Regions from separate parts of the Homo sapiens genome. Here all the other regions are linked to region 1. The links are chromatin loops, found by intact Hi-C in ENCODE. Cell type or tissue: mammary epithelial cell. All regions are shown on one strand. Each heading gives the region's core, and the rest is flanking DNA. Links, peaks and the distances in the headings are about the cores only. Region 1 overlaps BACE2 (beta-secretase 2). Region 2 overlaps BACE2 (beta-secretase 2). Region 3 has its middle 35 kb from the start of LINC00323. Region 4 overlaps MX1 (MX dynamin like GTPase 1).

Evidence for each region. Hi-C counts contacts between places; a loop is a spot of excess contacts. Peaks named below come from ENCODE experiments on the same cell type or tissue, not always from the same donor. Only the 100,000 strongest peaks of a DNase experiment are listed, where the experiment ranks them.
Region 2: it touches region 1 in a loop (3-fold over the local background); 9 of 110 quality-filtered maps call a loop at or near these places.
Region 3: it touches region 1 in a loop (4-fold over the local background); 7 of 110 quality-filtered maps call a loop at or near these places.
Region 4: it touches region 1 in a loop (10-fold over the local background); 5 of 110 quality-filtered maps call a loop at or near these places.

Annotation. Positions count from the first base shown.
Region 1 is chr21:41,169,299-41,175,460 of GRCh38, forward strand. All of the region lies in intron 1 of BACE2 (beta-secretase 2), which reads left to right. It overlaps PLAC4 (placenta enriched 4), which reads right to left. Exons shown (of 1, transcript NR_148920.1): 1 at 5,933-6,162. Among named protein-coding and RNA genes, the nearest start is that of BACE2, 4.2 kb to the left of the region's middle. In mammary epithelial cell, for the core only: a CTCF peak has its summit at 1,327; DNase peaks (open chromatin) are centred at 1,313 and 2,123; H3K4me3 peaks cover 420 bases; H3K27ac peaks cover 2,461 bases.
Region 2 is chr21:41,249,218-41,255,379 of GRCh38, forward strand. It overlaps BACE2 (beta-secretase 2), which reads left to right. Exons shown (of 9, transcript NM_012105.5): 7 at 1,535-1,684. Among named protein-coding and RNA genes, the nearest start is that of FAM3B, 65 kb to the right of the region's middle. In mammary epithelial cell, for the core only: no CTCF peak of the experiment used is centred there; a DNase peak (open chromatin) is centred at 3,224; H3K27ac peaks cover 647 bases.
Region 3 is chr21:41,109,921-41,116,082 of GRCh38, forward strand. No RefSeq gene overlaps it. Among named protein-coding and RNA genes, the nearest start is that of LINC00323, 35 kb to the right of the region's middle. In mammary epithelial cell, for the core only: no CTCF peak of the experiment used is centred there; a DNase peak (open chromatin) is centred at 3,591; H3K4me3 peaks cover 666 bases; H3K27ac peaks cover 1,407 bases.
Region 4 is chr21:41,457,289-41,463,450 of GRCh38, forward strand. MX1 (MX dynamin like GTPase 1) reads left to right here. Exons shown (of 17, transcript NM_002462.5): 17 at 1,240-1,924. The coding sequence ends at 1,470. Among named protein-coding and RNA genes, the nearest start is that of MX1, 34 kb to the left of the region's middle. RefSeq lists enhancers at 902-1,403, 2,596-2,685, 3,226-3,425. In mammary epithelial cell, for the core only: a CTCF peak has its summit at 3,506 (motif pointing left); no DNase peak of the experiment used is centred there.

The DNA.
Region 1 (6,162 bases), core at 123-2,622:
ACAGGGGCTGAGTGAGGTGTCCGGGGACCAAGTGGTATCCCGATTACAACACAAAAATAAAATCAAACAGCTTTCCTTTTCTCTTACTCTGATGTTCATTTACTAACACTTTTTGTAGCAAGAAACAAATGTTCCCAAGCACAGTGATCTGAAAAAAAAAAAAAAAAAATCCCAATTGATCTGCCCCCTCCTACTTTCAAACTGTCTAATCCAAGTGGGATTTGAAGTCCTTTGCTCAATTGAATGCACTATTTGAAGATAGTTTATTTTTATTTTTAACATTGTCATTTGGGTTTTGATTCAGCTATGATTCCCCCATAAATAGAACATACTCATGACTTTTGTATAATTCTCATTAAATTATTCAAGACTTTAAGAGGAAAGACATGCCATGCTAATTCTTTTAAAAAAGGAAACTGCCGAATAACTTCTGTAGTTGTTTAATTAGTTTAGGGGGAAAAAAAAACCTTCAAAAGCGTATATTCAAACTTTGATTCTAGTTGCCTTTCGTCTAAGTCATGGGAAGCCACGTGAGTGATCTTTGCCATCTCCAGGAGTGGATGGTTAGAGGGAGGGAATAGGAATCCCCATCAGCTGAGGGAGCTTAACTTGGCTGTAAGATGTGGTCTTGGTGCAGCCAACACGTGGGAACATGTGCCTGGTGCTGAGAACCTTGGAAATATGACAAGATATTGAGGAAGAACCTCTTCTGTGACCTGCAGAGAATCTTTTGGAACAGGCCTTGAATGAATCCCCATTGGACATGTGTGCTTTGATGCGAGGGAATTCTCTCTACTAAAAGTAAATGTGGGTGGTCTGAGGGCTATGATAAAAGAAGCCCTGAAACCCTCCCTCCAGAGCAAAGGGGAAAGGGAGAAGCCTGAAGAAGGACTAAAAAATACTTAACTTTGGCAATCAAAAAAAAAAAGCTTTTATAAATAATAACTTGCCTGTTAATTAATTCAATGACCTTTATTTTAAAATGATGAGGTTTAATTAATTTAATTAACAGAAATGTATTGAGTACCTAGGCTCCTGTCTTTACCGTAGCCAAGGCAGTAGTTGGTTCAAGATTACTTCTCAACCATTAGCATGTTTCCAGGGAGCGCTGCTTCTACAGAGACAGATTTAATTTTTACATGTGATGGGGAATGAAATATCCTGTACCTCCCTCCTGGCTTGATTTAGCGATAAGCTGCTTTATAACCAAATCTTTCCAAATGCCTACTGTAAAGTCAGGCTTTCCTGACTACTGCATTAGGATTCACTACCTGCCTGTGTTGCCCTGAAATGTCTCTGACCACCAGCAGGGTGTCAGCAGCCGGCTAGAGGGGGCAGCAGTGAGGTGACTTCTGAACCTGGAGTGAGCTTTCCTGCTCTATTAATGGCCAGGAGTCATGCATTTATTCTCTGCTGATTCTCTGAAGCCTAAAATAAAAATTGCTTAGGTGGAGAGAAAAATGGAATTGTAAATTCAAGCAATAAATAACCAAGAATTTTTCAAGAATTAAGTAATAGTCATAGACAATGTCTGAAAGCTCAGTACGTGACAAGCACTGCGCTCTGTGCTTTAGGTGTGCTTTCCCAGGAATCCCCACCCACCACCCACCACCCCTCGGGGGTCTTATACGCATTTGGGGGTGGGAAAACTGAAGCTCGGAGAGACTGAATGACTTTCCAGGGCAACAGGGCAAGAAAGAGGGAGGGCCAAAAATGGAAGCCAGGGAGCTGAACTTCAGAAGCCAAGTTCTGAACCACCAGACAGATAACGACTTCCTTCCCTTCATGCCTCCTGATCTCTTTGGTTTTGGCCTCAAACTACCCTTTCTAGCCAGAGAACCCTGAACGTACACCCCAAGGTGTTAGGGACTTATTGTATGACTGCAACTGGACCCTCCGGAACTCCGTGCTGTTCCCCCATCTCCTCTTTCCTTCAGCACTGCTGAATGAGCAACAGAATGAAGGGCTGGATCCAGGTGTGCACGGGAGAGGCCTTGAGAGGAGAGGTTCAACAGGAACCAGAGCCCTCCAGCTCCCCTTCTTTTATGGGAAAGTCAACTGTTGGAAGTGTGCTTGTTCCCCGAAGGCTTTAATCAGGAACTAGAGGTCCATTGTTTAAAGCCCAGTGACTCTGTGAGGAGTCACAGGCATGTGCCCGGAAGCCCGCCTGAGAGCTGCAAGGCGTGTGTGCTGGCAGGCAGGGCCACGTTGGCATGGAGATGACTGCCAGGTTTGCGGCTGATCCCATTATGTGGGTTCTTTCGAACTGTAGAACTTTTGAACAGTTCTTTCAACCAGCACCTGCTTGAACCGTGCAATTTGGTCTTATTAATAATAACACTCTTCTAAAGTAATTATAATTACAGCAATTTCTATTATGAAAAAAGAGACTTTCATGTTAACACAATAACTCCAGCTGAAGACAGGAGAAGGTGTGCAGCCATATACCTTGTAGTAGCTTCAAAAAAAGCCTTTGGGATTCTTTTTCTGAAAGATTTTCTGTCATCTCCACTAACATAGGTAAAGCAGACAGCAAAACTATTCTCATACCTGAACACTTGAATGTAAAGGGCCACCTAATTATTTTGGCGAATCCTATTTTAATCATGGTGCATTCACTTGATTATCAGCCTCTTAGTACACAATTATTTGGAAGACTTGTATTGAAAATATGGATCCAGCATATGCAATAAGAGTTTGTGTTCTTCAGAAGAAGCCATCCAGGCTCCCCAAATGAAGCTGACTGTAGGTGAGGCTGAAAACAAGAAGGCAATCCCAGCAAGAAGAAATCTGATGGAGCCACTTGAAATGGTAAACTATTAAAGACAATGAGAAAAAACAATTACTGAGGTTGAAAGAACAAGAAAGTCAAAGCCAGTTTGCCACCAGCTCCTTCGAGTGAGAAGTGGCAGCTTCTGGGCTTTAGAGAAAGAATTCATCAAAGACTGTATTACAGAGGACTGGGAAAGGTGAGCCAAGAAATCAGCTTGAAACAACAAGGAGGGACAGGAGTCTGAGAAATAGTTTATAAGATCAAGAGCTGACCTTGATTTCTTGCTGATGGAGTGTTGGACACTCAAAGGGCACGTGAAGCCCTGTGCGTGGCTCACCTCATTGTATCCTTGCAACGTCCTGGAAAATGTGCACAACAATGTGACTTAATTTTCAGACAGGGTAACCGAGGCTTGGAGAGGCAGAGTAGTTTGTCCAGGGCCACACTAGTGAAGGCAAAGCAGGGTGGAGCTGTCAATCTGGGTCAGCCCAGCTCAGTCTTTGCACGTCACTGCCGTTCCTCCTTAGGTGCAGTGTTTTAGTTACAGTAACTTTTTAAGAAGAACCATCTTCATGCTTCTGGAGATGATGTGGTTTGACAGGAAGCATCCTGATGTGATTACAGGTCCTGAGCACTGTAGTGTCACACCTGTGACCAGGAGCAAGTGTGTAACCTCCCTCATCTTCCCTTTCCTCAGCTGTGGAGAATCAAATTTCTGCATTAATGTCCTGGTCTCAAAACAATAGAAACTTGTTCTCATAATTCTGCAGGCCAGAGTTCAAAAAGCAAGGCGACAGCAGAAACACTGTCCCTCCGGAGGCTCTGGGGGAGGATCCTTCCTTCCCTCTTCTTAGTGTCTGATGGCTGCTGGCATTTCTTGACCCTTGGCCGCATGACTCCAATCTCTCCCCTCCATGTAAGTTTCTGTGGCCAAATTCCTCTCTTCTTATAAGGAGACCAGTCATTAGATTAGGGCCTGCCCTCCTCTAACCTGACCTCATCTTTACTTCATCACATCTGCATAGACCCACTTTCTGAATAAGGTTAAGTTCACAGGTACCGGAGTTACGTCTTCAGCATATCTTTTGGGGAACATGATTTAATCCACAACAAGTTCATTCTAAGTTTTTCATTCTATGGATTTTTTTTCTTTGATTCTACCTCACCTTTTAATTGTTAATAATTTCAATTTGGGATTCAAGTGTAATTGTTATCACAGGCAATACACAAATGACGATTTTAGTGCTGTATTGATATGAAGCCTGCGGCAAGAGAGTGCCCTGGGGCTTAGGGTGGGAGAAGGAAGAGAGGAGTGTTTCTGCTTCCCTTCTGTACTTCTGTATTGTTTTTCCTGCTGGAGAGTAACTGCTTGAAAATTTAAAATGTCAGGCGGGGCGCGGTGGCTCATGCCTGTAATCCCAGCACTTTGGGAGGCTGAGGCGGGCGGGTCACCTGAGGTCAGGAGTTTGACCTGACCCAGCCTGGTCAACATGGTGAAACCCCATCTCTACTAAAAATATGAAAATTAGCCAGGCATGGTGGCTTATGTCTGTAGTCCCAGCTACTCAGGAGGCTGAGGCAGGAGAATTGCTTGAACCTGGGAGGCAAAGGTTGCAGTGAGCCGAGATCGTGTCACTGCACTCCAGCCTGGGCAACAGAACGAGACTCTGTCTCGAAAAAAAGAATTTAAAATGTCCCATGTCATGTTGCACTAATTCTAGAATTGCTGAAATTAATGTATAATATGAGAGAAATCCAATGTGTACAAGATTAGATCAATGATATTTAAATACCTATGAGTAATAAACACTTATGTTGGGATGGATGTAGAAAGCTTCAGTATTTCATGTTTTAAAGACATTATAAGGCAACCCCCTTATCAATCAGGATATATTTAATATGAAACAGGTGCTTCCCCCCATACTTCCCGCCATACTCATCCCTGATCTCCTTGTGTGATCTCCTTGTTGTAGGTAAGTTGGCTTCACCTCCCCTTGCCTGCCCATTTTTCCTTTTTCCTCCTGGAATGATCCCAAAATGATAAGGATAGCTGTTGTGATCAGTGGCCTTTTTTTTTTTTTTTTTTTTTTTTTAAACAGTCTCGCTCTGTTGCCAGGCTGGAGTACAGTGGCCTGATCTTGGCTCACTGCAACCTCCACCTCCCAGGTTCAAGCGATTCTTCTGCCTCAGCCTCCTGAGTAGCTGCGACTACAGGTGTGTGCCACGACAACCAGCTAATTTTTGTGCTTTTAGTAGAGACGGGGTTTCACCATGTTGTCCAGGATGGTCTTGATCTCTTGACCTAGTGATCTGCCCACCTCGGCCTCCCAAAGTGCTAGGATTACAGGCGTGAGCCACCGCGCGGCCAAGTGGCTATTCTTTTGTGGTGGTGGTACGTAGCTGCATTGCTCCCAGGGGTGGAGAGGGAGGAATTTAAAGGTGGTGTTTCTCTCCTTCTCCCTAGTATCTGACAGCATGCCTTGGGATTTATGTAACATCTCATTCATAGACTAGAGCAGGTCAAGCATTGGCCCCTGAATTCAGGGTCTACCTGTGCTGGAGAAGAGGTGGGGGGTTAGTGGGCACTGACTCTTGCCCCAACCCCACACTGGGTACAGCAGGAACGGGGTGGTGGTCCTCCTTGCTGGTGAGTGAGGTCCCTCTCCAGGTGACCTGAGGCTCCTATGACTGACTGTGAGCCTCTGCCTGTCCTTGAGTCCCTTGCTGTGTGTCATGGATCCCTCCTCTGGGTCACCCTGTTTGCCCAGCCTTGGTGAGACACTGGGGTTCATTGTATGTTAAGGTAACAGATACTACCCGGACAATAGGGCATACCTGTGAGGCAGGTGGGCAGCCTGGCACCCCTTCTGTAATTTCCCTGGGTATAAACATGTTTCTGGTGGAACCTGAGGAAGAGAGTGTCACCTCTTCTGGGTGACTTTCCTGGCCTGGCTCCCCTTCATCCTCTCTTGGCCTAGATGTACTAATTTGATATTTGACTATTGCTACTCAATACAAAAAAAAGTGGTCACTTTTTTGCTCTTAGAATTCTCAAAAGAAGAGAGAATACTCTGGGAGTGCTGACATTAACCACATAAAGGAAATGAAATGAGTGTGTTTGTTTTGTGCTAATGCTTGCTGTCCAGCCCAGGCCCCGGGTGGGATGTTTTCAGATTTTTATTATATGGCAATCATATACCTGCACCTAGAAATATACAACCTCGGCGCTGCCATTGCAGGAAGACAAAGAGACTGTCTAGAGAGTAACGTGGCGATGCCCTGGGCAGCTCCATCATTCCAGGGTACCATAAAGGGAAGTGGGAATGCACACTCCATCTGTTTCACGCTAGGCTGAAAGTGGCAGGGGGAGAATTTACACCTGGCCTGCA
Region 2 (6,162 bases), core at 2,282-4,781, 82 kb after region 1:
CTCAGGGGACTCAGGATTAGTGAGCCCCCACATGTACACTTGGCCTCAGGGGACTCAGGATTAGTGAGCCCCACATGTACACTTGGCCTCAGGGGACTCAGGACTAGTGAGCCCCACATGTACACTTGGCCTCAGGGGACTCAGAACTAGTGAGCCCCACATGTACACTTGGCTTCAGGGGACTCAGGATTAGTGAGCCCCACATGTACACTTGGACACGTGAACCACATCGATGTGCTGCAGAGCTCAGCCCTCTGCAGATGAAATGTGGTCATGGCATTCCTTCACAGTGGCACCCCTCGTTCCCTCCCCACCTCATCTCCCATTCTTGTCTGTCTTCAGCACCTGCCATGTCCAGCCGGCAGATTCCACCGCAGCATCTTCTGCAGCACCCCCGACCACACACCTCCCCAGCGCCTGCTTGGCCCTCCAGCCCAGCTCCCGCCTTTCTTCCTTGGGGAAGCTCCCTGGACAGACACCCCCTCCTCCCAGCCATGGCTTTTTCCTGCTCTGCCCCACGCGGGACCCTGCCCTGGATGTGCTACAATAGACACATCAGATACAGTCCTTCCTCAGCAGCCGGCAGACCCAGGGTGGACTGCTCGGGGCCTGCCTGTGAGGTCACACAGGTGTCGTTAACTTGCCATCTCAGCAACTAGTGAATATGGGCAGATGCTACCTTCCTTCCGGTTCCCTGGTGAGAGGTACTGGTGGATGTCCTGTGTTGCCGGCCACCTTTTGTCCCTGGATGCCATTTATTTTTTTCCACAAATATTTCCCAGGTCTCTTCTGTGTGCAAGGTATTAGGGCTGCAGCGGGGGCCAGGCCACAGATCTCTGTCCTGAGAAGACTTGGATTCTAGTGCAGGAGACTGAAGTGTATCACACCAATCAGTGTAAATTGTTAACTGCCACAAGGAGAAAGGCCAGGAAGGAGTGGGGCATGGTGGTGTTCTAGTGTTACAAGAAGAAGCCAGGGAGGGCTTCCTGGATGAAGTGGCATCTGACCTGGGATCTGGAGGAGGAGAAAAATGTCCCAAAAGAGCAGAGAGCCCACCCTAGGCTCTGCACCAGGAGGCAACTTGCTGGGCTTATGGAATTCAGAGGGCAAGTGATAAGCAGAAAGTCCTTGGGGGCCACAATTAGGATTTCTGTCTTCTAAAGGGCCTCTGCCCTCTGCTGTGTGACCTTGGGCAAGTTACTTCACCTCTAGTGCTTTGGTTGCCTCATCTGTAAAGTGGTGAGGATAATGCTATCACACTGGTTGAGAATTGAAGTAATTATTGCTGCAAAGGGCTTATAAGGGTGTCTAATACTAGTACTAGTAGGTACTTCATGTGTCTTGACAATTTTAATCATTATTATTTTGTCATCACCGTCACTCTTCCAGGGGACTAATGTCCCTGCTGTTCTGTCCAAATTAAACATTGTTTATCCCTGTGGGCATCTGGCGAGGTGGCTAGGAAAGCCTGGAGCTGTTTCCTGTTGACGTGCCAGACTAGTCATGGTTTCTGATGTGATCTTGTTTTGTCTAGATTCCAGAATTCTCTGATGGTTTCTGGACTGGGTCCCAGCTGGCGTGCTGGACGAATTCGGAAACACCTTGGTCTTACTTCCCTAAAATCTCCATCTACCTGAGAGACGAGAACTCCAGCAGGTCATTCCGTATCACAATCCTGCCTCAGGTATGAACTTGGATTTGTGCTTTGCTCTTTTTATCATGCAAAAGAGAAAGCACTCCATGCATGACACGTGTATTAGATGTCACACCTGCATTAGATCTCTATCACCACAATAATGCTGCAAAAGACAGCCACACATATTACTGCTCCTGAGTCCAGGCAGGGCGGTGTCCCTTGGCCGGGCTCACTCACGTGTCTCTACTCAGCTGGTGGTTGGCTGGGTCCCGGTTGGCCTCCACCCAGGCTGGTGTAGGATGGTCTCACTCACATATCTGGTGGCGAGGTGGATGGAGGAACAGAGCCATGCGTTTCTCTCCATTCAGTGTCTGAGTCACATGTGGTAACAGGGACCTGGGAGAGAGAAAAGAACCACACAGGGGCTCCTGAAGTGTCAGCCCAGAACTAGCCACTATCTCTTCCATGATGCTGCCCAAACAAGCCCAAGGCTAGCCCAGATTCCGAGGATGAGGGAAAAGATGCCCCTCGCACTGGGAGGAGCCATGGAGCCGCATTGCCAAGGGTGTGGCTACAAGGAAAAGGGAAGACCTGGAGACATTTTTGTCACACCTACCACATCACCCTTATACATTTTTCCTGTTTACGTATAAAGAATAAAAGTGGGCTGGGTGCGGTGGCTCACGCCTGTAATCCCAGCACTTTGGGAGGCCAAGGCAGGCAAATCACCTGAGGTCAGGAGTTTGAGACCAGCCTGGCCAACATGGCAAAACCCCGTCTCTGCTAAAAATACAAAAATTAGCCGGGCGTGATGGTGCATGCCTGTAATCCCAGCTACCCCGGAGGCTGAGGCAGGAGAATTGCTTGAACCTGGGAGGCGGAGGTTGCAGTGAGCCGAGATCACACCACTGCACTGCAGCCTGGCGACAGAGTGAGACTCTGTCTCAGAAAAAAAACAAAAAACAAAAAAGAAAAGAAAAAGAAAGAAAAAGAAAAACTAGATTGCCCAAGGTGAAGACATCATTTTTTTCCTATACTCCCAGTACCCACTGACTCCCTCTTTATCCTACACGTCTAATGAAATGGACCACGTCTGTCTTCCTCAGTCCCATTTCTCACCTCTTCCTCCTCCCCTCCGTTACTGAGCCCTTGCGCGTGTGGCTCTCACCAGCACTTCTGTAACCTGCAGAGTGCTGCTGTGCTCCTGAGCCCCCACCCTCTCTTCTTTTTGAAACTGTTGTCAGATCAGTCTTCCTAAACCACCACTTTCACCCGAGCCTCCCCTGCTATGAGTAAGCAGTGCGTCCCCATGATTTAAATGCTCAGGGCTCGCTCCTGGCATCGCTGTCCATGGCCTCCCACCAGACCCCTCCTAGTTCCTCAGTGTTTTCACTGAACCCCAACCCTCTGCTGGGTGGCCACTGACCCTCAAGGCCTCTTGCCTGCAACTGTCTCCTAACCTTTGTTCCACCAACCCCCCTGCCTGAAATGCCCTCCCTTCCTTACTCCGCCCATATATCCAGATTCTTCCCATCCTTTAAGACTCAACTCAAACAACCCAGCTTTTGTTGAAACCATGCCGAGCAGAATAACCCATTTGTGAGGTTGCACCTCCCACTCAGCACGCATATTTTCTGGTCTGCTCATCTGGCATGGAATCTTATCTTTAGGGTACGTTTTATGCTGTTGCCTTTTTCATTTGACTTCTGTTTTCTTAACTTCTATTTCGTTTTCAATTAATTATAAATTCCTTGAAGGTGAGAGCTGTGGGGGTAAAAGATTGTCCTTCCTTCCCCAACGCCACCAGGCCGTGGAGGGAAAGTACATCAGAACTGTTTGTGGAATGGACACATCAATATGTCTTTGTTGCAATTGATGAATTTGAGATAAAGGGAATTGGACTGCAGGGACAAGGAAGGAGGCGTAATTTCAGGAGAAAAAAAGTAAATGGTACTACTGCCTTTTCCCATTTTCATCTTTACGTTGTGGGGATGTGCTTTCCAGAAAAGGAGAGATCTTGGGGAAAGGATTGAAAGCTCCAGGAGAAATTCAGGCCGACAGGAGATACCACGCTCTCAGGAGAGGCTTGAGTAACACGCTCAGCACTGCCCTTCCCTCACACCGTAACTTTGAGCAAAGCATTTAGCCCTGCCTGTGTCTCTTTAACTATAAAGGAGAAACAATAATACCTACCAAAGACATTTTCAGAAGAATGCAGTATCCTTGGATGAATGGCACTGCACTGAATGATATTACAATGCTATGTTTTCAGCATCTTTAAATCATCTTTAAAATCATGTGCTCTTGGCCGGGCGCAGTGGCTCATGCCTGTAATCCCAGCACTTTGGGAGGCTGAGGAGGGTGAATCACGAGGTCAGGAGTTCGAGACCAGCCTGGACAACACAGTGAAACCCAGTCTCTACTAAAAATATAAAAATATTAGCTGGGCTTGGTGGCGGGCACCTGTAATCCCAGCTACCTGGGAGGCTAAGGCAGGAGAGTCGCTTGAACCTGGGAGGCAGAGGTTGCAGTGAGCTGAGATCGTGGCACTGCACTCCAGCCTGGACGACAGTGTGAGACTCCATCTCAAAAAAAAAAAAAAAAAATCACGTGCTCTTGATGATTACATTTTGGCTAGTAGAGCGGCAAAATGTGGACATTATTTCATCAGTGTGGTGTGTAATAATGTCAAAACCCAGCTTGAGGACCCAGGTGTGCACTGCTGAATAAATGTCAGGCACCAAGGACTCGTAAGAAGCAGGAGGAGAAGGCAGGCATTAGGGGGAAACCTCAGTCCAGGTGGGTCACAGCCGGGAAGGCTTGCTTGGCTTCCTCAATAGCTTTTAGGACCCAGCACTGGGCAAGCTCAGGAGCAGAATGAGAGGGGTTTGGGAGCATTTCATCTCATTTGCACATCTCTGCATAAGAATTCATTATTGCTTTCACTTATAATGGTAGATATTTTTTGGTTGTCTTTGACATGTTCAGATTTTTTATTTTTAAAAATCCACTTTGCCTGCTGTTTTCCTGATTTCTTACTCAGCATCACATTCCACTTGCTTTCCATTCCCTTTCTGGGAGGGGACTCCAGTAGGAAGCTGGGAAAGATCACCTGGTGAGACCCCACACGCTCCATGTTTCCCAGCAGAAAGGCTCTGCCCAGCAGCCTTTCTAACACCAGGGGAAACCGCCAGGGTTCTTGTCCTCAGAGTTTTAGGATGGGGCCCTACCTGGGACCTCTCAAACATGAGCCCTAATAAGTGGGCAAACGATTGCTCCTGCAGAAAAGAGTCAATTCGAAAGCAATTACTTTAAACTTTGTCTATACCCAACACTATTTTCCAAAAGCCCATGGGCTGAATCCTATGTGGCCTGTTAAAAAACAGCAGCTGGCAGCCCACAGGGGAGCTCTAAGGTTTCTTCACAGCTTCTACTTTATCCCTACTTGACCTGCTCTTCAGTGTGGTCACATGGCAGCCCCTCCCTGCTGGTCTCCTCTCAGTCTTTTCTGCTCCCTCCAAAATCACCCCTCACAGTCCCTCAAACCCCCTACAGCCAGAAGGCCCAGGACTCTGTGTATTCGTGTGTCTGCCTGTTTCATCCAAGTCTTTCTTCCTGTCTCTGCCCTTTAAGGCTAATCATTACTCACAGGAAGGTTCGTTTTCTTACTCATTTTGCACTCTTGCTTTTCTCCAAACAGGGGCATTTTGTCATACTCAGCTGCTGTACTCTCTAATTGCCTGCATTTGAATTATTTGCTATCCAAAAGCCAAGAAATTGTTACTGCTGGTAGGATATTGATTTGCTCACTGATTGTGTTCAGGTTTGACCCATTTCCCCACATACTCTTGGCTCCAGGGATATCAATGGCCGACTCATCTTCATTTAACACTGCACAGCACCTGTGGGAACTGGCCCTCCTGAATAGCAGAACTGCTGACCCACAGATGCTGTCTTCTCTCTGATGTTGATTACTTCTTCCTCTTTTCACTGAGGAAATTGTCCTGCCTCCGTCAGGCTGCCTACTTTTAAAACTCTGTCTGCCCGAGGGGCGCATGATGAGCTCTGGGCCAGCTAGGAGCCATTGCAGTGGATCCCAAGAGACGAGGACAGTGAGGACTTGGCCTGAGTTGGGCGAGGGAGTGATTTGATTCCGCTTCGGTTTCACAGGAAGGCTCACAAGGGTCTGGTTACAGTCTCCATGCAGGCTAAGAGAGAAAAGGACTGGCCCAGCACTATAGGGCCTGAGTAACTGGGTGAATCATGAATTTACTGAGACAGAGAACTGTGGGAGAGGTCTGATTTGGGGGGAACAGCCAGCATTCAGGTTTTACAGGTTACACGGGAAATGCCGATTGAGAGGTGGGCAGGCAGGCGGACACAAGCATGTGGCAATGGTGGCCCAGGTCTGGGCTGGAGAGGAGGAGTTGGGAGTCTCAGGCTAGATCACGGGGTGACCTAGGGCCATGGGGTGGGGCCAGATGGGTCACCCAAGGAGGGAAGATTGAGAGGAGGCCAGAGCCTGA
Region 3 (6,162 bases), core at 2,041-4,540, 57 kb before region 1:
GGAAAATATTTCTCTAAAACCAGGATACAAATGATGGCTTCCAAGCAAAAACCGAAACAACCTTTTCATATTTGGGGGCATCCTTCTGAGATGAGCCTCAACTTTCCCTACTTTACAAATGAGGAAAGTGAGAGGGAGAAAGTGTAAGAAATCTAAGACCAAAGAGAGTGCTATCTACACCTCAACCAAACAGAATTGTGGGGCACCTTTAAACAAGATCCTAAAAATGCTTAGATGTGTTTTATAGTTCCCCCTAAGTGAATTTCAACCTTCATCCTCCTCGTTCTCTGGAGCTATATGGCCACAGCTCCCCCGCCTCCCACAGGCCATAGCATCAACTCAAGGTGAAAATGTAGGTCGTTCCCTGGGCCCAGGATGCATCTTCTCTGAAAACGGGAGCCCCTCCCAGCACGTGTGTCTCCCTGAGCAGGGCCTGGTGCACGCTTTGATCTAAACCAATGTGACATTTCCCATGAGGAAGGGGAAACCTCATTCAGCTACAACTTGAACTATTTCTTTAGGGCAACCGAGTTATTGATGGCCCCATCTATCTTTTTTAAGAGCAGTGGAACTCTCAGGCACTTTGGAACTGTCCTGCCAGCCAGCAACTTTCCTGTACCCCCTAGATGCAGTAGCCCGGGAGGTGGTGACCCTATGCTGCGGGCTGAGCATCTTTGCTGTTAATAGTAATGATCTCGTCTATCTATTTTGAATGAGCCAGCTATGGGCCCTATGCAATATCTCATTTAACTCCTACAAACCTCCATTTGTTTATTCGCTGAATAAATATTTACTGAACACCTGTGATGTTCTAATTACCTGGATTAGAGCAGTGAACAAAACAGGGCTGTGCCCTCCAGGAGCTAACAGATTAGAGGGCAGTCCGACAAATCACAAGGCATTGGCCAGGCAGCGTTCACGTGTTACAAGGAAGTAAGAAGGGAGCTGATTTTATGTGTGGGGCTAGGGGCCATGTCCTAGGAGGAAGTCTGTCCAGACAAATGGATGATCAGAGTCAGTTGGTCAACAAAGCATAAAGGCAGAGGGAGAGCTGGGTTGCCAGGCATGGAAAAATCTAAGAACATAGGCTTAGCTTTGCAGTAAGAGACAACAAGGGGACGGAGAGAAGGAGAATGAGAACAGGGTGGAGCGCCACACCCATAAACTGCATTCAAGCAGTCCGCCATGACAGGGCTGAGTTCGAGGCAAGAGTGGTACCAGAGAGGAAGGTCCCAGGGTACCCTATGAAGATGTAACGAGAGCGTGGGGGACTTTTGGAGGGTTTAAGCAGAGGGAGGCAGGATCACATTCGCATTTTGGAAGGCTGCTCTGGCTGTAGTGCAGAGGGTGCGTTGGGAGGGTTCCTGTCTGGAGCAGCAGCTGAGAGCTGTTGCAGTCACCCAGGCCCATCACAGCAGGAGAGGGTTGCTGTGGGAATGGAGAGACCTGGATGCCTGCAAGAGACACTTCTAGTAACAGCACAATAAGGTGAAAGTTTGGATGTTCAATGTGGGGAAACAGAACAGTCAAGTAAAACACCCAGGTTTCTGGCTGAGGAAACTTGGTCGATGTTGCCCTATTCCCTGAGACAGAAATTCTAGGAGGAAAGACATGTTTAGGGAGCAGATAATTGATTTTTATTTTGAACACATTTGAGTTAGAGAAATCCATGGGACAACCAAATGTAGTCGTCTCATGGACAAGGGTGGCTTATTTGACCCATAGCTCAAGAGAAAGATCTAGGCTGTAAACATAGTTTGGGAGATTATCAGAACAGGTTATAATTGAAATGGCAGATGTGCCTTAGATGGTTCAAGAGTGTGTGCAAGTTGCAAAGAAGTCCTCGGACAGCACCCGAGGAGCTCTGAGGTTCAGCGTCCAGGGACAGGAGGATGAAGTGACAGACGCGTGGTGTGGGAGCAGCAGAGGTGTAGCACGGGCACGGAGCAGGCGTGGGCACCGAGGACCTGGGACAAGCCCATTTTAGGGGGAGTGTGGTGCATGATGGGAAAGGCTCCAGGGAAGGTAAGGACCAACAGGGGTGCACCGGAGTTAGCAGCTGTTTCATGGTAGGGCAAAATGGAACCCCAAGGACAGACAGCAGGGGACAGAGTGGGTGGAGAAGTGAAAGCCGTGGGTGGAAACAATGATCCCCAAGACTGGATGTAAAACATGGGGAATCAATTGTTCTGGGAAAGAACAAGCTCTGAGAGTGAAAAATTAAAGGGGAATGAGAAGAAAATCATTTGGGAAGGAGAAGGTTAGAAAATGGGGCATTTGCCGGGCATAGTGGCTCGTGCCTGCAATCCCAGCATTTTGGGAGGTCAAGGCAGGCAGACCACCTGAGGTCAGGAGTTCAAGACCTGCCTGGCCAACATGGCAAAACCCTATCTCTACTAAAAATACAAAAGAATAGCTGGGTGTGGTGGTGTGTGCCTGTAGTCTCAGCCACTCAGGAGGCTGAGGCACAAGAATCACTTGAACCCGGGAGGCAGAGGTTGTAGTGAGCCTAGATCACACCAGTGCACTCCAGCCTGGGTGACAGAGTGAGAGTCTGAAAAAAAAAAAAAGAAGGAGAAAGAAGGAGAAAGAAAGAAAGAAAGAAGAAAGAAAGAAAGAAAGAAAGAAAGAAGAAAGAGAGAGAGAGAAAGAAAGAAAGAAAGAAAGAAAGAAAGAAAGAGAGAGAGAGAGAAAGAAAGAAAGAAAGAGAAAAAGAAAGAGAAAAGAAAGGAAGAGAAAAGAAAGAAAGAGAAAGAAGGAAGGAAGGGAAGAAAAGAAGGGAGGGAGGGAGGGAAGGAAGAAAGGAAACAAATGGGGCATTAATTGAGGGCCACTGGGTGCCAGACTTGGGGGTACAGAGGGAAACCATGCACCAGGTTCCAAGGATTTCCATGATGAGGGGTATGGCCAGGTAAAAAGGGGAGGACAACCAGGAGAGGCAATGAAGGATACAAAGCAGGAAAGCACGCACCTCTTGCAAATCGAGGAACGAGAGAATGGGTTGCTAGTGAGAACAGGCATGGTGGGACCTTGCCTCAGTGCCCTTCATCCAATAATGCAGAACAAAACACCTCCTGAGAAGCACTTTGTGAGAAGTCTGCAGGAAGCTTGGCCTCATGGTGGAAGCAGGTTTCAGTTACGAGTCAAGCAGAGAGACTGAAGATGGGGTGTGCTTGTTTGCATATCAGGAACTTGGCTCCTGAGAGGTTGGTGGAGAGGTGTGTGGGGGGAGGGCATCGTGAGGCAGTGGGAAGCCCAGAGCAATGAGCCCTAGGGAGCATTCTGAATCCCCTTTTTGGGGGGCACAAGGATTTCCACAATGCCGTGGAGAAATCTCCATAGCTAGAGAATAAAACAATTACTTCCGGCCCTCAACACAAATGCCTTAAGTACAAACTTGCTTTGAGGACTTAGACTGTGTCATAAAATCACGTGAGAATTCCACATCCTGCTTGCATTAGATTCCTGTGGCTGCTGCAAAAAAAGAAAAATCCCACAAATTGGGTGTCTTAAGACAACGGAACTGGATTCTCTCGCAGTTCAGGAGGCAGCAGTCTGAGATCAAGGCGTCAGCAGGGTGGGTTCCTTCTGGTGGCTCTAGGGAAGAATCCATCCCCAGCTCTTGGTGGCTGCCGGCAGTCCTTGGTGTTTCTGTCAGACCCAGATAAGATCCACTCTGTCTAATGCAGGAGTTGGTCACAGCACTGGCATCGTAATGGCTGGGGGCACTGCTAGTGGGGAGCATTCCATGTGAACTTGCAAGACGAGCCTAATTAGGGAGTCGATTCACGGTGAGCTGCCAGGTGAAAGACACTCCTTGTATAGACACCACATGATTTCCAAGCTGTTCGCCGGAGACAGTACTTTGGCATTTCTCTGCCAGTTTCATTATTGCCCCAAGATGTGTCCTCTCCGGAGCACTGTGCTTTTTGGATGCAATTTTCTCATTGGTAAAATGGGAAAGTAGCATCTCACACTAACTTTGGGCCTCACTGTCAAGGATGTTAGTGCTTTAATCACTGGAATTTGGGTCATCACAAGGAGGCTTCAAAGCAAAGGCTTTGTGTCCTGAGAGATGGCAGACACTGGCATGTAGGAGGTAGCCCAGCTCACGCTGTTGAGAGCAGACATTTACTCAGCACACAACATTCTGGAAGCAGCTACCAAACCTGTGGGGGTGACCCAAGGGTCTCTGCAGAGAGAGAGCAGAAAGTGGGCTACTGGCTGGGACACAGCCTTCTTGTTTGACTAGCAATGCCACTGTTGCTTGTCAGCAACAGAATAAAACAAGACCCCCAAGTCTCCTAATTACTAGTAAGGGTGGTTTGGCTCCCCAGGCTGTCCTGCCATCACCCTAACTAGTGTCATAGCTTCCACTTCCTCCTCACCAATTCATCCTGCTTGCAGATGCCTGATTAATTATCTAAAAATGTACCTTTAGGCTGGGCACGGTGGCTCATGCCTGCAATCCCAGCACTTTGGGAGGCCGAGGGGGGCGGATCATGAGGTCAAGAGATCGAGACCATCCTGGCCAACATGGTGAAAACCCATCTCTACTAAAAATACAAAAATTAGCCGGGCGTGGTGGCATGCACCTGTAGTCCCAGCTACTTGGGAGGCTGAGGCAGAATTGCTTGAACCCGGAAGGCGGAGGTTGCAGTGAGCCAAGATTGCGCCACTGCACTCCAGCCTGGTGACAAGCGAGACTCTGTCTCAAAAATAATAATAATGGTAATAATAATAATAAATAAATAAAAATGTACCTTTAGACCAAGTCATTCATCCACTCAAAAATCATCAGCATCTTGACATGGTGTTCACAACTCTATAAGCCAACGACAAACTAATGTTTCAACTGTATCTCTATAATGCCAAGAATCTTTTGCTGCAGCCAACTCTCCAATGCAGGGGGTCCAGTACGGCTACAGCTGTGCAGGTTTCACACTACACATGTGGGATTGCAGTTCACATGTGGTAGACTGTGCAAGGTACCCACTGGCAAGTACTCACTATCCACTCTCCTCCCGCCAACCTCAAGCATGTCTTATGCCTTCCTTGATCCATGCTTTTGTTATTATTACATTGTTTATTGTTTTGTTGTTCTGGGATATGTTTTAATTTACAGAGGAAAAGTGTAATATAGGAAATTCCTCCATACGTTCTTACCTAGAATTAAACAATATTTATCATATTTAATATCTATAATATTTGTTTTGATTTTTTTTTTGAGATGGATTCTCACTCTGTCACCCAGGCTGGTGTGCAGTGGCACAATCTTGGCTCACTGTAACCTCCGTTTCCCTGGTTCAAGCAATTCTCCTGCCTCAGCCTCCTGAGTAGCTGGGATAACAGGCGTGCACCACCACATCCAGCTAATTTTTGTATTTTTAGTAGAGATGGGTTTTCACCATGTTGTCCAGGCTGGTCTCAAACTCCTGACCTCAAATGATCCACCTGCCTTGGTCTCCCAAAGTGCTGGGATTACAGGCGTGAGCCACCGCACCTGGCATGTTTTGGATTTCTAATAGAGCAATTAAAATATTACAGACGGAGCGGAAGTCCATTTCTTTTTCTTTTCTTTCTTTTTTTTTTTTTTTTTTTTTTTTTTTTTGAGACGGAGTCTCTCTCTGTCGCCCAGGCTGGAGTGCAGTGGCACAATCTCAGCTCACTGCAAGCTCTGCCTCCCGGGTTCACGCCATTCTCCTGCCTCAGCCTCCCGAGTAGCTGGGACTGCAGGTGCCCGCCACCACCCCCAGCTAATTTGTTTTTTTGTATTTTTAGTGGAGACAGGGTTTCACTGTGTTAGCCAGGATGGTGAAGTCCATTTCTTACCTATCTTTACCTCCATTCTTTTGCTCTCTCCTCCTCCAGAGTTGCCTCTGTTGTGAATTTGGCAAGCATTTTTCCAACCAACTTTTTAATCTTTCAAATATACACCTCATGCACAAAATTGGATCAGTCAAGAATCATTTGCACACAGCAAAAAACTCTCTGGCTAGTTTAAACAGAAGAATAAATGCATTAGGGCATTATGTCGTTCCCACTAGACTAGAGAAACATGCTGGGAGGGCATTCAGCCAGGAACAAGACCCCACATCACACCACCAGCTGCTCTGGTGAAAGAGCGAGGTTCCAGCTGGGTGCAGTGGCTCACTCCTGTGG
Region 4 (6,162 bases), core at 2,207-4,706, 290 kb after region 1:
CTATGGTGGTTTTAGACTATGCGTAAGTTTTCTAGAGCAGAAACTCAAGTTGGATTTGGGCCTCAGTGGTTATTGCCATACTTTAAAAGGACTTTGTCTCCCTGAGATGATAAATGAGGTGGACAATATTTTCTTTAAGTAATTTCTTATTTTAACTGTTACATGATACCTTTGGCCCATTTGGAGTTCTTTGATGTCAAGAATGAGGCAGGATCCAGATGGCAGCAGAGGTCCCAGTCCCATCCTGGAAGGGTCGTCTAGTTCCCACTGGTACTCCACACGCCCACTCAGGCACTCACTTCCCCTCTGCGTTGGGTCTTGTCTGCAAGACTCTCTTATGTTTTACCATCTAGTGCAGCCAGCACCCCCACATCACCCTCACTTTTTCTTTCTTTAAATTGTGCAGAAATATTCATCATGTCTATTTTGCCATCTTAACCATTTGGGGGTACATAGTTCAGTGGCATTAAGTACATTCATATTGTGCCAGCATCACCAGCAGCCATCTCCAGGACCCTATCACCTTCCCACACTGAAACTCTGTCCCCATTAAACACATTCCCCATTCCCCGCCCCTGAATCCCTGACAGCTACCATCCTACTGTCTGTCTCTGTGAATTCAACTAACCTAAGTACCTCATAGGAGTTGTGACTGGCTTGTTTCATGCAGTATGATGTCCTCATCCAGGTGGTAGCAAGTGTCAGAGTTTCACGCCTATTTATTTATTATTATGAGACAGAGTCTTGCTCTGTCGCCCAGCCTGGAGTACAATGGCGCGATCCCAGCTCACTGCAGCCTCCCCCTGCCTGGGTTCAAACAATTCTCCTGCCTCAGCCTCCCATGGTGTGCCGCCACACCTGGCTATTTTTTGTATTTTTAGTAGAGACGCGGTTTCACCACGTTGACCAGGCTGGTCTGGAAATGCAGTTTTTGCACTGTCTGCCTGCTTACCTTTATAGAGCATATTTTGCCCTCTTCCATCAGAATTACCCATTTAATGGTCAGGAAAAGCTGCTGGGAATATGACTCATAGCTGGGACATTCTCTGCACTGTGCATAGTTCCTCTCTGCCACCACCATGGAGGAGATTGATGGGTTTGAAACCCAGGGGAAGGTCATTGCCCTGCGAGGGTCTCCCTCATTGAGAATCTGGATCCCCTCATGTGCACATGGTGAGGTCAGAGTCCCCTCCTCACAGTGTCCCCTCCACCCTCCCGTGAACTGTTCTTTCCTTCCAGGAGGCCAGCAAGCGCATCTCCAGCCACATCCCTTTGATCATCCAGTTCTTCATGCTCCAGACGTACGGCCAGCAGCTTCAGAAGGCCATGCTGCAGCTCCTGCAGGACAAGGACACCTACAGCTGGCTCCTGAAGGAGCGGAGCGACACCAGCGACAAGCGGAAGTTCCTGAAGGAGCGGCTTGCACGGCTGACGCAGGCTCGGCGCCGGCTTGCCCAGTTCCCCGGTTAACCACACTCTGTCCAGCCCCGTAGACGTGCACGCACACTGTCTGCCCCCGTTCCCGGGTAGCCACTGGACTGACGACTTGAGTGCTCAGTAGTCAGACTGGATAGTCCGTCTCTGCTTATCCGTTAGCCGTGGTGATTTAGCAGGAAGCTGTGAGAGCAGTTTGGTTTCTAGCATGAAGACAGAGCCCCACCCTCAGATGCACATGAGCTGGCGGGATTGAAGGATGCTGTCTTCGTACTGGGAAAGGGATTTTCAGCCCTCAGAATCGCTCCACCTTGCAGCTCTCCCCTTCTCTGTATTCCTAGAAACTGACACATGCTGAACATCACAGCTTATTTCCTCATTTTTATAATGTCCCTTCACAAACCCAGTGTTTTAGGAGCATGAGTGCCGTGTGTGTGCGTCCTGTCGGAGCCCTGTCTCCTCTCTCTGTAATAAACTCATTTCTAGCAGACACTGCTCTGCCATGTTTTGTATTTTGGCGAGAAGCCTGAAACTAGCAGGTAGGGTGCAGTGGAGCAGTGGACGTAAAGCTGCCCTCTGTGGCGGGGCCAGGTAGGAGCAAGCAAAAGAACAGGGTCTGATGATTTCCTAGAGACTGGAGGGAAATGGGGGAACACACTTTAAAAAATGAAACAATATGAAGCCAACGGTGCTAACTTAATAATGTGCATTGATCAAATGTCCAATTTGTTGAGTCACTGGGCACCTGGCATGGAGTTGAAAAGCACAAGGCCCAGTCAGGAAGCGGTTGCCAGGCCAGGTGCGATGGCTCACGCTGTAATCCCTTCACTTTGGGAGGCCGAGGCGGGTGGATCACCTGAGGTCAGGAGTTCGGGACCAGCCTGACCAATATGGTGAAACCCTGTCTCTACTAAAAATACAAAAATTAGCTGGGTGTGGTGGCGTGTGCCTATAGTCCCAGCTACTCAGGAGGCTGAGACATGAGAATTGCTTAAACCCGGGAGGTGGAGGTTGCAGTGAGCCCAGATCGTGCCACTGCACTCCAGCCTGGGCTACAGAGCAAGACTCCATCTCAGGGAAAAAAAAAGGTTTCCCAGTGGGACTTTACCTGCAGAGGCTGTGGCTGGGGGAGCGGTCTGGGAAGCAGAGAAGGCGGAACACTAACCTTGGAGGAGAACCTGACTGAAGTTCTCTGGTCTAGCCTGGTTGGGGGAGACTCGAGCCACACTCCTACGCCCTGACTCTGAGAACCATGGCTCCCAATCAGTGCTGCTGCTGGGCCTCCTCACCATGAGGCCAGGGCAGGCTCAAGGGCAGGAAATCGAACAGTGGACTAGATGGATGGGGCAGGAGAGGACCGGACACTCTGTCCCTTAAGGGGAGAGTTGAAGGATCAGGATTGCCCCAGCCTAGGAAAGAGAAGGCCAAAAGGCAACAAGAGAGATGAAGTGTGAGCACCAAGGTGTGACATCCTCTGGGGAGGTATATTCTAGATGATCAGTGTGGGGAATGGGGGTACTTTCTACAGAGGGGCCCCCGGATGGCATGGCTTCCTCAAGAGCTGTGAGGTCCCAGGCAGTGGGGGCATCAGGCCAAGCTGCACAGCTGCTTGTCAGGTTGGGGGTGGGGGCTGGACCAGCAACACCATCCTCTCCCCTCTGGACCACGCCCCCCCATCCCAGATCTCTTCTGACTCTTGGGACTGTGTAATTTTCAATTCTTCGGGAAGTTTGAGAATACATTTATAAGAGAGGATGTCCGGAGAGCAGTGGACATTTCACAAGCCCAGGTCAGCAGCTGCCGCTGGGCAGCAACTTTATGGTTCCCCCAGGTGCTGAAGTGCACCTGCAGGTTGACTTGATCTACTGTTAACAGAGGGTGATCAGTTTGACTCATGCTTAAGGGAGAGACGACACCAACACACACACAGAGGTTTGCAAGAGTAAGGCAGGGTGGATCCAAACATTCTTAATTCAATACTAGGCACGCGTTCTCGCAGTGGACATGGCCCAGGTCCTCTGGCTGTGTTGGTGCATCAGACAGCTCGGCCCTTCCATGAGGCAGGTGCCCTCTCGTGGCAGGCCTGGGAAACTTCTCCACTACAAGACGTCCCTTCCTTCCACCACCACCCAAATCAGTCTTCCACTTGCCTTAAGTTTCTGCTGCACGGGAAACAGAGTCAGAGGTGTCAAAGTGTTGCACAGGATTCTATTTTGCTGTTGTTAGAATTTTGCTAGTGATAACCAGAGAGGATGGAGGAAGAAAGTTGACAGTATGTGTCCCAGAGAACAGCAATTTCAATTTCCCCAGCAGAGTGAACCTGCTGGGGATGCCCCAAGGTGCCCGCAAGGATGTTCCTTTCAGCCAAAATGAACATGTGTGGTGATCCCCCAGGCCTGTCCTAACTAGTCATCCAGAGCCGAGAGGGGAGTGGCCCCAGCGGCCAGAACTGGGAGAGAGCCCTGGAGACCACTTTGTGTGACTCCTTCCTGCACTTAGAGGGGCCCTGAGTTCAGGCAAGCAATGGAACTGCCCCTCCCTACCCACCCCTCCATTCCCAGCCATGACGGGCAGCGCTGGCATCACACCCTGCTCTCCGGCTTCCGTGGCCTGCCCTGTAAGTGAGGCAGGAAAATCGAGTCTGGAGGCAGGAATGTAAGGCTGATTCACACTTCAACTCTAACAGGGACTATCCCCTCCACAGGGAGTATGCCGAGTAAATGACTTTGTAACTTTACTTTATCCTCTTCATTTACATAGGGCCCCCAAAGTAACCAATGGAAACCTCTAGAGGGTATTTAAACCCCCCAAAAACTGTAATGGGGCCATTGAGCCCCTAGGCTCGGGCCGCTCCCACCCTGTGGTGTGTACTTTCATTTTCAATACATCTTTGCTTTTGTTGCTTCATTCTTTTCTTGCTTTGTTTGTGTGTTCTGCCTAATTCTTTGTTCAAGACACCAAGAACCTGGACACTCACCACCAGTAACATAAGCACTGGCTCAATGGTCCATTGACCTGTGCAGAACAGACAGGATTATAATGATGTCTGCTCAGGGACCTTCACTCCAGGCACATCTGGGGCTCAGGGGACCCCATAGGATGGGGCTGAGTTAGGAGCAGAGCAATGACAGGGCCAGGAGTGTATTGAACAAACCAAAGTAGAAAGCCCCAGTTTTCTGGAACCCAGGGTCTGTCATGCTGCAGGTGCTTAATAAATGCTGTGGTGCCATCCATGTGAGATGTGACTTGCTCCTCCTTGCCTTCCACCGTGATTGTGAGGCCTCCCCAGCCATGTGAGACTGCAAGTCCAATAAACCTCTTTCTTTTGTAAATTGCCCAGTCTTGGGTATGTCTTTATCAGCAGCGCAGAAATGGACTAATACAGTAAATTGGTACCAGTAGAGTGGGGCACTGCTGTAAAGATACCTGAAAATGTGGAAGCAACTTTGGAACTGGGTAACAGGCAGAGGCTGGAACAGTCTGGAGGGCTCAGAAGAAAACAGGAAAACGTGGGCAAGTTTAGAACTCCCTAGAGACTTGTTGAATGTCTTTTTTTTTTTTTTAATTAGATAGAGTCTCTTTCTGTTGCTTAGGCTGGAGTGCACTGGCACAATCTCAGCTCACTGGAACCTCCACTTCCCTGGTTCAAGCAATTCTCCTGCCTCAGCCTCCTGAGTAGCTTACAGTAGATCATGGGCACCTACCATCATGCCTGGCTACTTTTTGTATTTTTGTAGAGATGGGGTTTCACCATGTTGGCCAGGCTGGTCTTGAACTTTTGACATCAGGTGATCTGCCTGCCTTGGCCTCCCAAAATGCTGGGAGTACAGGGGTGAGCCACCACGCCCAGCCTTTTGAATGGCTTTGACAAAAATGCTGATAATGATATGGACAATGAAATTCAGGCTGAGGTGCTCTCAGATAAGAGATGAGGAACTTGTTGGTAACCGGAGCAAAGGTTACTCTTGTTATGTTTTAGCAAAGAGACTGGTGGCATTTTGCTCCTGCCTTAGAGATTTGTGGAACTTTGAACTTGAGAGAGATGATTTAGGGTATTTGGTGTAAGAAATTTCTAAGCAGCAAATCATTCAAGTAGAGACTTGGGTGCTGTTAAAGGCATTCAGTTTCAAAAGGGAAACAGCATAAAAGTTTGGAAAAGTTGCAGCCTGACAATGCAATAGAAAAGAAAATCCCATTTTCTGAGTAGAAATTCAAGTCAGCTGCAGAAATTTGCATAAGTAATGAGGAGCTGAATGTTAATCCCCAAGACAATGGAGAAAGTGTCTCCAGGGCATGTCAGAGGTTTTCACAGAAGCCCCTCCCATAACAGGCCCAGAGGCCTAGGAAGAAAAAGTGGTTTCATGGGCCAGGCCCAGGGTCCTTGTGCTGTATGCAGCCTAGAGACTTGATGCCCTGCATCCTAGCCACTCCAGCCATGGCTGAAAGGGGCCAAAATAGAGCTTGGGCTGTGGCTTCAGAGGTTGCAAGCCTTAAGCCTTGGCAGCTTCCATGTGATGTTGAGCCTGCCAGTGCACAGAAGTCAAGGATTGAGATTTGGGAACTTCTGCCTAGATTTCAGAAGATGTATGGAAACGCATAGATGCCCAGGCAGAAGTTTGCTGCAGGGTGGGGCCCTTATGGAGAACCTCTGCTAGGGCAGTGCAGAAGGGAAATGTGGGGTTGGAGCCCCTACACAGTCCCTACTGGGGCACTGCCTAGTGGAGCTGT